3 separate regions of the Homo sapiens genome follow, and regions 1 and 2 are each linked to region 3. A link is a contact called in ENCODE Hi-C or POLR2A ChIA-PET data. All regions are on one chromosome and are shown on one strand. The core of a region is the stretch at or near the end of the contact, and the rest is flanking DNA. Distances in the headings are between cores, read along the strand shown. Region 1 holds the start of CDC25C (cell division cycle 25C). Region 2 holds the start of BRD8 (bromodomain containing 8). Region 3 holds the start of APBB3 (amyloid beta precursor protein binding family B member 3).

Region 1 (2,736 bases), core at 160-2,659, 2.2 Mb before region 3:
ACTAATAAAGTGACCGACTCGTAATGCAGCGGTTTTCAAAGACTTTTCCCAGTTATCACATCATTTGATTCTCACAAGATCCTAGTAAGATAGGAAGCGATTATTATTTCTTTGTCTTTTCTTTTCTTTTTGAGATAGAGTCTCACTCTGTTTCCCAGGCTGAAGTGCAGTGAGGCGATCTTGGCTAACTGCAGCCTCCACCTCCCGGGCTCAAGCAATCCTCCCACCTCAGCCTCCCGAGTTGCTGGGACTATAGGTGCACACCACCACACTCAGCTAACTTTTAATATTTTTTGTAGAGACGGCGTCTTGCCATGTTGCCCAGGCTGGTCTTGAACTCCTAGACTCAGGCGATCCGCCCTCCTTGGCCTCCCAAAGTGCGGAGATTACAGGCATGAGCCACCTCGCCTGGCTGAGATTATTTCTTGTCACAGAAAAGAAGGTGAGACTCAAAAGGGTTACACAGTCAAGGGCAGAGTTGAGACTTAAAGCCTGACCTTTGAGCCGGGATAATTGAAAACAAACCAACAAACAAACCCAACTGTTTGGAAATAGCAAAGGCAATACAGTGTAAAAATAAAAGTATATTTACCCAGACAAAATGCTTAGGTTTGCAGAATCACCAAGAAATTTGCCCACTGGAGTTCTAGGGACATCTGGACAGACGGTAAAGGAAGTGTCTCTCTCCAGGAGCAGGTTTAACATTTTCCTTTGATTAGACCTAAAACTGGGTCCTGAGCCAGAGCTTCCTTCCTCTCTTGTGGATGAGAAGAGTTCCGTAGACATGGTCTTCGAATTCTCACCAGGAGAAAAACAAAACCTAGCTAGGAGGAAAACGTCATCTAAATCGGTACATCACAGTTCCCTCAGCTTTCCTAAACTCCTCCACCCTTTCCAGCCAGGCGAATCAACACTGGAAGAGGGGCAACCCCGAAGGGTGATTCACAGCCTGGCTTAAGGTTAGAACCTGAATTCACCGACGAGAGGCAACCTTAGGACCTTAAAGATGGAATGAAGAGAGGATTTTGACTTGTTCCACGCCACACAGCTCGAGACTCCTGACTAGAAAGAACCCGGGTCTCGTAACTCGCGATAGTCCCCATTCGGCCCTCCCAACCTCTGTCTGTGGGGGCCCGACTGGACCCTAAGGGGGACAATGGGGTCTCCGTGATTCCGTGGCGGAGACGGCTGCGGACTTACCTCAAGCCTGGAGTCTGAGGCTTGCCTACAAGAGGAGAGAAAGTAGATAGGGATCGGACACAGGCGAAGACTTGAGCAGAATGAAAGGAAATCTAGGGGAAAGGAGGTAGTTAACTAGATTGCAGCTCTGCCTTCCGACTGGGTAGGCCAACGTCGGACTCAGAGTCTTCCCTGAGCAGAAGGCCAAAGTTACGGCCTCTGAGCAAGAATATCAACAGCCGCAGGCGTTGACCATTCAAACCTTCCGCCAGCCCAGTAACCTATCCCCGCTCGCCTCTAAGCTGCGTCAGCCAATCTCCGCGCGCGCGCCCAGGGCCTCATGGCCTATCGTTGGGCTCGCAGATCACCTGGGGGCGTGTGCTTGCTCTGGAAATGGTAAGACTTGCCCCGCCCCATAGCCAGAGCAGGATAGTGTTTGGCCCACCAGCGTTAGGCAGGCTGCGGGGTAAGCTCCGCCTCACGGGGAGCCTGGCGCATCATTGGCTCTCCCTCTCACCAATCTCCACACCCTTTCTGTTTTCCTCGTTCCCTCAGCCCCACGAACCCCGGGAGATTTAAACCGCGCCTTACTAGTGATGTCCATTCACTAGGGTAATACTAGGAGAGATTATTTTGGGTGGAGGGTGTTGTAAGCGTTTCATTTTCTTCGCTTCTTTCTCGTGCCGTTTTCGCGGACGTTTTCTTCTAAGTTTTGCTGGCCTTCCACGGGAGATGGAGCGTTTGCTGCCGGCGTGGCAAGTGTTGGGGCGAGACGGGTGTGTGTGTTTATGCTGAGAGGCATTAGCCCCTTCCAAGAGCTTTGTTTGGTGTTTCTTTTAGTGTGCAGCATCTCAGAGACTCTAGCTCACGTGGGTAAAAAGAAATTCCGTTGCAGGGAAAGTGGAGGAATTAAATCATCTTGGTATAATCCTTATCGCAATCCAGAGGACCTCAAAGATTGGTTATTAATGAAAATTTGAACATTGACGAGGTGATATTTATAAATTATTGGCCGGACGCGTTGGCCCACACCTGTAATCCCAGCACTTTGGGAGGCCGAGGCGGGCAGATTACATGAGGTCAGGGGTTCAAAACCAGCCTGGCCAACATGATGAAACCCCGTCTCTACTAAAAATACAAAATTTAGCCGGTTGTGGTGGCACACACCTGTAATCCCAGCTACTTGGGAGGCTGAGGCATGAGAACTGCTTGAACTCGGGAGACAGAGGTTGCGCCACTGCACTCCAGCCTGGGCATTAGAGTGAAACAAACAAAAAGACATTCCTAATGTTAGGGATTTGCTTTTAAATAATCCTGTGCTGGGGGAAGGTATTGATGATACAAGATTGACCCTGACTGTTGAGTGATGGGGGCAGGAGGGTCCATCATATCTGTGCTTCTCAAGGTTTAATTTGCACACTAACCACCTGAGGACCTGCTAAATGCAGATTCTGATTCGGGATGTCTGGGTTGCGGTTGCGGCCCAAGATTCTGCCCTTCTAACAAGCCCCCAGCTGATGGTGAGGTAGCTGGTCCTACGACCATACTTTGCGTGGT
Region 2 (2,703 bases), core at 204-2,703, 2.4 Mb before region 3:
GGAGATTGAGACCATCGTGGCCAACATGGTGAAACCCCGTCTCTACTAAAAATACAAAATTAGCCAGGCATGGCCAGGCGCAGTGGCTCACACCTGTAATCCCAGCACTCTGGCAGGCCGAGGTGGGGGGATCACCTGAGGTCAGGAGTTCGAGACCAGCCTGGCCAACATGGCGAAACTCTGTCTCTACTAAAAAATACAAAAATTAGCTGGGCGTGTCCGCACCACTGCACTCCAGCCTGGGCAACAGAAGGAGACTCAGTCTCAAAAAAAGAAGAAAAAGAAAAGAAAGTCTACTTACAGCTTAATATGATTAACTATAGAAATCTACCGATGTGAAAGAGTATCTAACAATTTCTAAGACCCAGAAAAGCTGACATCCTAGATACCTTACCAATTTTGATCGCCACTTCTCATGACAGAAGATGCTAAACATAGCTTCTCTCGGATGGACCATGGCTCTGTGGGGCCAGTGCTTAGCAGCTTGTGTTCTGGGAAAGGGAGAAAAAAAAAAAAGCCTTGGAAACAACCACTGAGACTGTAGTGCTAAGCTCCAAAATCCCCAAAAAGAGGACTAAAAGCCTAATACAAAACATCCCAACTTGTTAGGACAAAGTGAGCTACTATAACCAAATCTTGATTTTCACCTCTCCAAGTGAAATATCACCAGTGACCGGGGTACCTATTCGTTGCATGTGAATTATTAACATTTTATTTCTTAAAACGCCATGGCTTGAAGCTCCGCTTTATTAAGAAACAGGGAATGTCAGATTAGGCAGTTCTCCCTAAAAGCCCAGTTTTAAGAATACTGGACTTTATTCCAGTTTGAACTTATTCAGGGCTTATTTCCCAGGAACCCGAGCGGCCAGCCCCTCCTACTACCCCGCCTCCCTCTTAGCATAAACTTGTTTACTTCTCTCAGATCCTCTACTCCAAATGTCGGGGGTAAAAGAGCTTTTCAGTCCAAAAAAAGAAAAATGGCTGAAATCCCCGAGATGCAATTTCCTGAGTGGCAAGAAAAGCTCATGGTTAAAAGACCCCACTTCCACTGCCTCACAAACGTCAGACAAAAAAATGAATGGCTCTTTGAGGTGCCGGTTACTCCGTCTGGCTCATAACATCTTTTCGTCTGCACGCCCAAGTTTCTAGAGTGCTTTTACGGTTAACCCGCAGAGTTCCTAACACACTAGGATTCACTAAGCTGCTTCTCTCACACCTCCGCTCTCTCCCTGAGAAACAAGACCCCAGATTTCTGGGCCCCCAAACGTTGGTCTTCACGATGCTGTAGAGCGCAGGTCTCTGAAAACCCTGGGCTCTCAAGCAACCCACTTCTCCCACTCCCTAAGCGTGTAACAAAAATATGGTGCCTAGCCTCGGATCTACAAAGGCCTTTCACGCAAAACCTGCTCAGATACTCACTGCCCGTTCCCGTCGCCATCTTGGCCCCGAAGTCTCCAACCCTGAGGAGAGACGGTCTGGAAGGGCCGAAACCCTGGAATTCTGGGAAATAGTGTACCGGCGTTGGTTCGCGGTGCCTCCTGGGAAATGTCGTTTTTCCCCTTAAGACAAAGCAAGCACCCTAAACCAGTTACCCTGTGCACTCCTGTTAAGATTGTTGCTAAGGAAGGACAGGAGTTGGCTGCTGAAGCCTCAAGATTTCCTTTAGGCTCTTAGGTAAGAAATGTCTAAGGTTCAAGGAAAAAGGTTAAGTTGGAAGAATCCCAGGCAAAATAAGTGCGAATCCACGACAGTTGGTAACCCGGACCCACATTAGAACTCAGAGGTCAAGCAGAAGCGAACGACTGGAATTCCAGTCAGGCCCGCCCCCTTTCCTTACGCGGATTGGTAGCTGCAGGCTTCCCTATCTGATTGGCCGAACGAACGCAGCGCGTAATTTAAAATATTGTATCTGTAACAAAGCTGCACCTCGTGGGCGGAGTTGTGCTCTGCGGCTGCGAAAGTCCAGCTTCGGCGACTAGGTGTGAGTAAGCCAGTATCCCAGGAGGAGCAAGTGGCACGTCTTCGGGTGAGTGTGCGGCTGTGCTGGAGCCCGGGTTACCAGCTCTTGCCCGCGCGGAATAGGCTTTAAGAAATCGGAGCTGCAGCCATCTGTTTTTCTCTTAATGCTGCATCTCTGTTCTCACGGTGGTCCTTGGGGTGAGGTTAGAGAAGGAGCCGAGGGATCCTGACACCACCTCCACAGCACCGGCGGGCGAGGTGCCCTACTTTAGGCGTAGCCTTCTGCTTTTGGAGCCAGATGTCTGTGGACTTCTGTTCGCGTTCAGAAATGCCGCCTCAAACTTCTCTCAATTGTTCATTAAGTGAACTTCTCTCATTCCCTTCCCCTTTGCCGATAATTGGAGGGGAAAAGAAGTAGGAAGCGGGACACGGTGTCCTGGGGCAAGGGACTTATTACCTAAAATTCGCGGCCCCTTCTGTCCCTAAAGGTTCTTCTCCCTGCCCACTTTTTGGTCTCTTTTTAGACCTAGGCTGCCCCTGCCGTCATGTCGCAAGGGATCCTTTCTCCGCCAGCGGGCTTGCTGTCCGATGACGATGTCGTAGTTTCTCCCATGTTTGAGTCCACAGCTGCAGATTTGGGGTCTGTGGTACGCAAGAACCTGCTATCAGACTGCTCTGTCGTCTCTACCTCCCTAGAGGACAAGCAGCAGGTAAAGGAACTGGGGAGTGGCTGGGGCGGAAAGT
Region 3 (2,700 bases), core at 177-2,676:
GAGGCGGAGGTTGCAGTGAGCCAAGATCGTGCCACTGCACTCCAGCCTGGATGACAGAGTGAGACTCCATCTCAAAAAATAAAAAATAAAAGTCACAAAATAGAACAGGGTCCAATATGTGGACCAGAACCCCAAAGTGGGACAAGAGACCCTAGAACAGAGGACTTAATGGCCAAGGTCTAGAACATGATAGGTTAGGACCAAGAATATGAAAAACATGTAGCTACAAACAAGAGCTTAGAACAAGGGATAAAACTCAAAATACTGACAGTTAAGAACCTGGGACAGAGCCAAGAACGTAACAGAACCCAAAACATGTGACAGAATCCAGAACCTGGGCTGGAAAGCAGACCATGGGTCCAGCTGCATTTTTGAACACCATGGAACCCCAAGCCTTTCATTTTGCCTGGGCCACCCGTTACCTCCGGTCCAGTGAACTCTCCAGGCTGGAGAAGGATCTCCCTTTGGGGGGCCGCAGTCCCCAGATCCCCTCCGTTCCCTGTAGAGTGGGAGTTAGTCAGTTTAACAGCAGACCTAGGTCCACACATGGGCTCAGACCTCCTCCTCACACTCTACCTACCGTGCCTGGGTCCTCTGCATCTCCTAGTTCCCAGGTTGGGCGCTGCCACTGGGTGCTACCGCTGGGTACATGCCAGTAGTAAGTACCTGCAGCATCGTGGATCTTCCTCCAGCCAGGAGGCAGGCCAGCCTCCACCTCCAGACTGTGGTCCCCCCACAAGTCATCTACAGGAACACCGGATTAGAGAGGAGGGAGCATATGATTTGTGAGTTCAGAATAACATGCTGTCATAATCCCCTCTCCATCCCCAAAATGGGTCAGTTCTTAGGCTGAAGATCCAGGCTCCTCAATCTTGAAGACATCACATGTAAAGACCGGGTTCATTCGCCCCCTGGTCCCTACACAGAGAGGTATCCCCCACCGTCTTTGAGCCCCAGAGTAGCCTTTCGGATTCCCTCGTCCTCCCTCAGCTCCTGGTCTTCCCACCGGGCCCCTCCGTGCACACCATCGCAGTTGACCAGAATGATGGCCAGCATGTAATCCTTGCCCAGCATAACCCCGGCTGCTCCCCGCCAGCCTCTGCCGGCCCGCACTCTCAGCCCAGCGCGACCTCTGGAGCTACTGCGCCTGCAAGCCCAGCCTCTCTGCGCCGCAGGCTGCGGGGCCAGCTGGCGCCGCACAAATACGGGGCGGGACACGGGGCGGGACACGGGCCGGTCCCGGGGGAGGGCCTGAGCCGCACAGCCCGCCCAGGGGTGGTGCGTGTAAACGGGCGTCTGGATCCCCGAATGGTTGCGTGTTTCCGTGTGTGGGTCCGGGGGAGGCCCACGAACGCCAGCGAAACCGCTGACACCACCGCCCAACTATGAACTCATCAGGCGCCTGAAGACCGACACGCCGAACATGCGCCGCGCGCACTCGCGCACGAGTGAGATCATCGCGCCCCGGTCGTGAGTGCGCTCACACGCAGCCTGAGACTCGACGGGAGGGGGTCACGTGGAAGTATCTGAGAGAGGCGTACTTGGCCACTAGGAAAGCACCTCCCCCTTTCCAAAAATGCTCCGGAAGTGCCTTCGCCCTCCGTAAAGATGGCCGGGGCAGTCGGCACGAGGGAGGCGGGGATGCGCCTGCGCAACAAGTTCGGCGGGGAAGATGGCGGATGACAAGGTGAGTGGCCGTGGGGGTGATCTGCAGCCGGGCGTGGTCTTCACTCTCCTTGACCTTTTTAGTTCCGGGGAGAAGCGACTCTGGAGCGGCTCAGGAGTGAGGATGTCCCTTGTTTCTTCTGCGGCTCCTGTCAACTGCCTCAACAGTGTGGAGTGGTGTGGGGAGAGCATTCGGCGAGGCGGGAGGAGCCGTGGATCCCCCAGATGTCCCCTCCTGGGAACCATCACGAACCCGTTACTAGCACAGACTCAAAAACATTCACCCTTAAACACTCCTCACTTTACCCCATTCCCTAGCTCCCGAAATTTTCTTCCCAGTGACACGATGTTTCCAATCACACGGACACTCACACCACCCTCATTCAAACACTCCTTTGCATACATTCTGAATTTCATACTTATATGCGATCAAAATCACTCAGTCCATTTACTTACACACTTGCCGACAGTCTTTTTTGTCATTCTCAGTCACATCCAGTCACTCACATTCAGTTTGGGATGTCCTTGGGAAGAAAGAGGTAAAGCCCATCCAGGAACCAAGACAATAAAATTGTCCAGGAAACTGCCTCGGTCCATTACTCACCATTGGTCTAGAAGCTCAGCATTACCCACACATTTACTAAATGTCAGGCACTAGAACATAGTAGCCAAGACAGACTGGTCACGACTTTCAAGGAGCTCATAATGGAGTCAGTAGTGGTTTCCTGATGGACCTAATTAAAGGTCCCTAGCTGTCCCTCCTGCCTTTCCTACATACTGCTTGCTATATAAAATTCTTGTCAAGGTTGATGTAAGTTACTGGTTCAGATCCCATCTGTCAGTCCCTTCCTGGCCCTCATTTGAATTCTGTGCTTTTCAATGCTTGTCTTTCTTTGCCACTGCCATCTCAGGAAGCTTTTATAGGAAAAGGTCTTTCTGGCTCACCCCATCCCCTCCCAATTCCCAGCTTCTGATGGAATTGAGCAAGGGGTGGGGCTTAGTCAGACTGCTGGAGCCAGCCTCTCGCTTGTCCTA

Evidence for each region. A loop is a pair of places that touch in the nucleus more often than their neighbours do. ChIA-PET counts read pairs that join two places held with the same protein, here RNA polymerase II (POLR2A). Pooled maps may share reads with other maps.
Region 1: a pooled map shows a loop between it and region 3 (14-fold over the local background). The contact joins the promoter of CDC25C here to the promoter of APBB3 in region 3. A Hi-C loop is called at or near these places in 1 of 37 single-sample maps with no recorded cell type and 9 of 50 pooled maps. POLR2A ChIA-PET finds 5 or more read pairs at or near these places in 1 of 52 experiments (activated naive CD8-positive, alpha-beta T cell).
Region 2: a loop to region 3 is called in a map of CD4-positive, alpha-beta T cell, with 4 times the contacts of the local background. The contact joins the promoter of BRD8 here to the promoter of APBB3 in region 3. A Hi-C loop is called at or near these places in 2 of 168 maps with a recorded cell type or tissue (CD4-positive, alpha-beta T cell and naive thymus-derived CD4-positive, alpha-beta T cell) and 6 of 50 pooled maps.

What each region holds. Positions count from the first base shown.
Region 1 is chr5:138,330,395-138,333,130 of GRCh38, forward strand. It overlaps CDC25C (cell division cycle 25C), which reads right to left and starts at 1,410. Exons shown (of 14, transcript NM_001790.5): 1 at 1,201-1,410; 2 at 593-824. The coding sequence starts at 786. It overlaps LOC100128966 (a long non-coding RNA gene), which reads left to right and starts at 1,711. Exons shown (of 4, transcript NR_146628.1): 1 at 1,711-1,791. RefSeq lists enhancers at 568-1,521, 1,233-1,362, 1,373-1,422 and a silencer at 1,473-1,732.
Region 2 is chr5:138,177,177-138,179,879 of GRCh38, forward strand. It overlaps BRD8 (bromodomain containing 8), which reads right to left and starts at 1,454. Exons shown (of 27, transcript NM_139199.2): 1 at 1,420-1,454; 2 at 395-491. The coding sequence starts at 1,438. KIF20A (kinesin family member 20A) reads left to right here and starts at 1,936. Exons shown (of 19, transcript NM_005733.3): 1 at 1,936-2,026; 2 at 2,484-2,669. The coding sequence starts at 2,505. RefSeq lists enhancers at 1,404-1,698, 1,406-1,455, 1,596-1,765.
Region 3 is chr5:140,563,172-140,565,871 of GRCh38, forward strand. APBB3 (amyloid beta precursor protein binding family B member 3) reads right to left here and starts at 1,427. Exons shown (of 13, transcript NM_133173.3): 1 at 1,026-1,427; 2 at 581-744; 3 at 423-499. The coding sequence starts at 1,074. SLC35A4 (solute carrier family 35 member A4) reads left to right here and starts at 1,657. Exons shown (of 3, transcript NM_080670.4): 1 at 1,657-1,687. It overlaps LOC131768270 (SLC35A4 upstream open reading frame protein), which reads left to right and starts at 1,657. Exons shown (of 3, transcript NM_001394034.2): 1 at 1,657-1,687. The coding sequence starts at 1,673. MIR6831 (microRNA 6831) reads right to left here and starts at 580; the gene lies at 500-580. RefSeq lists enhancers at 585-644, 1,253-1,859, 1,615-1,734 and a silencer at 1,115-1,294.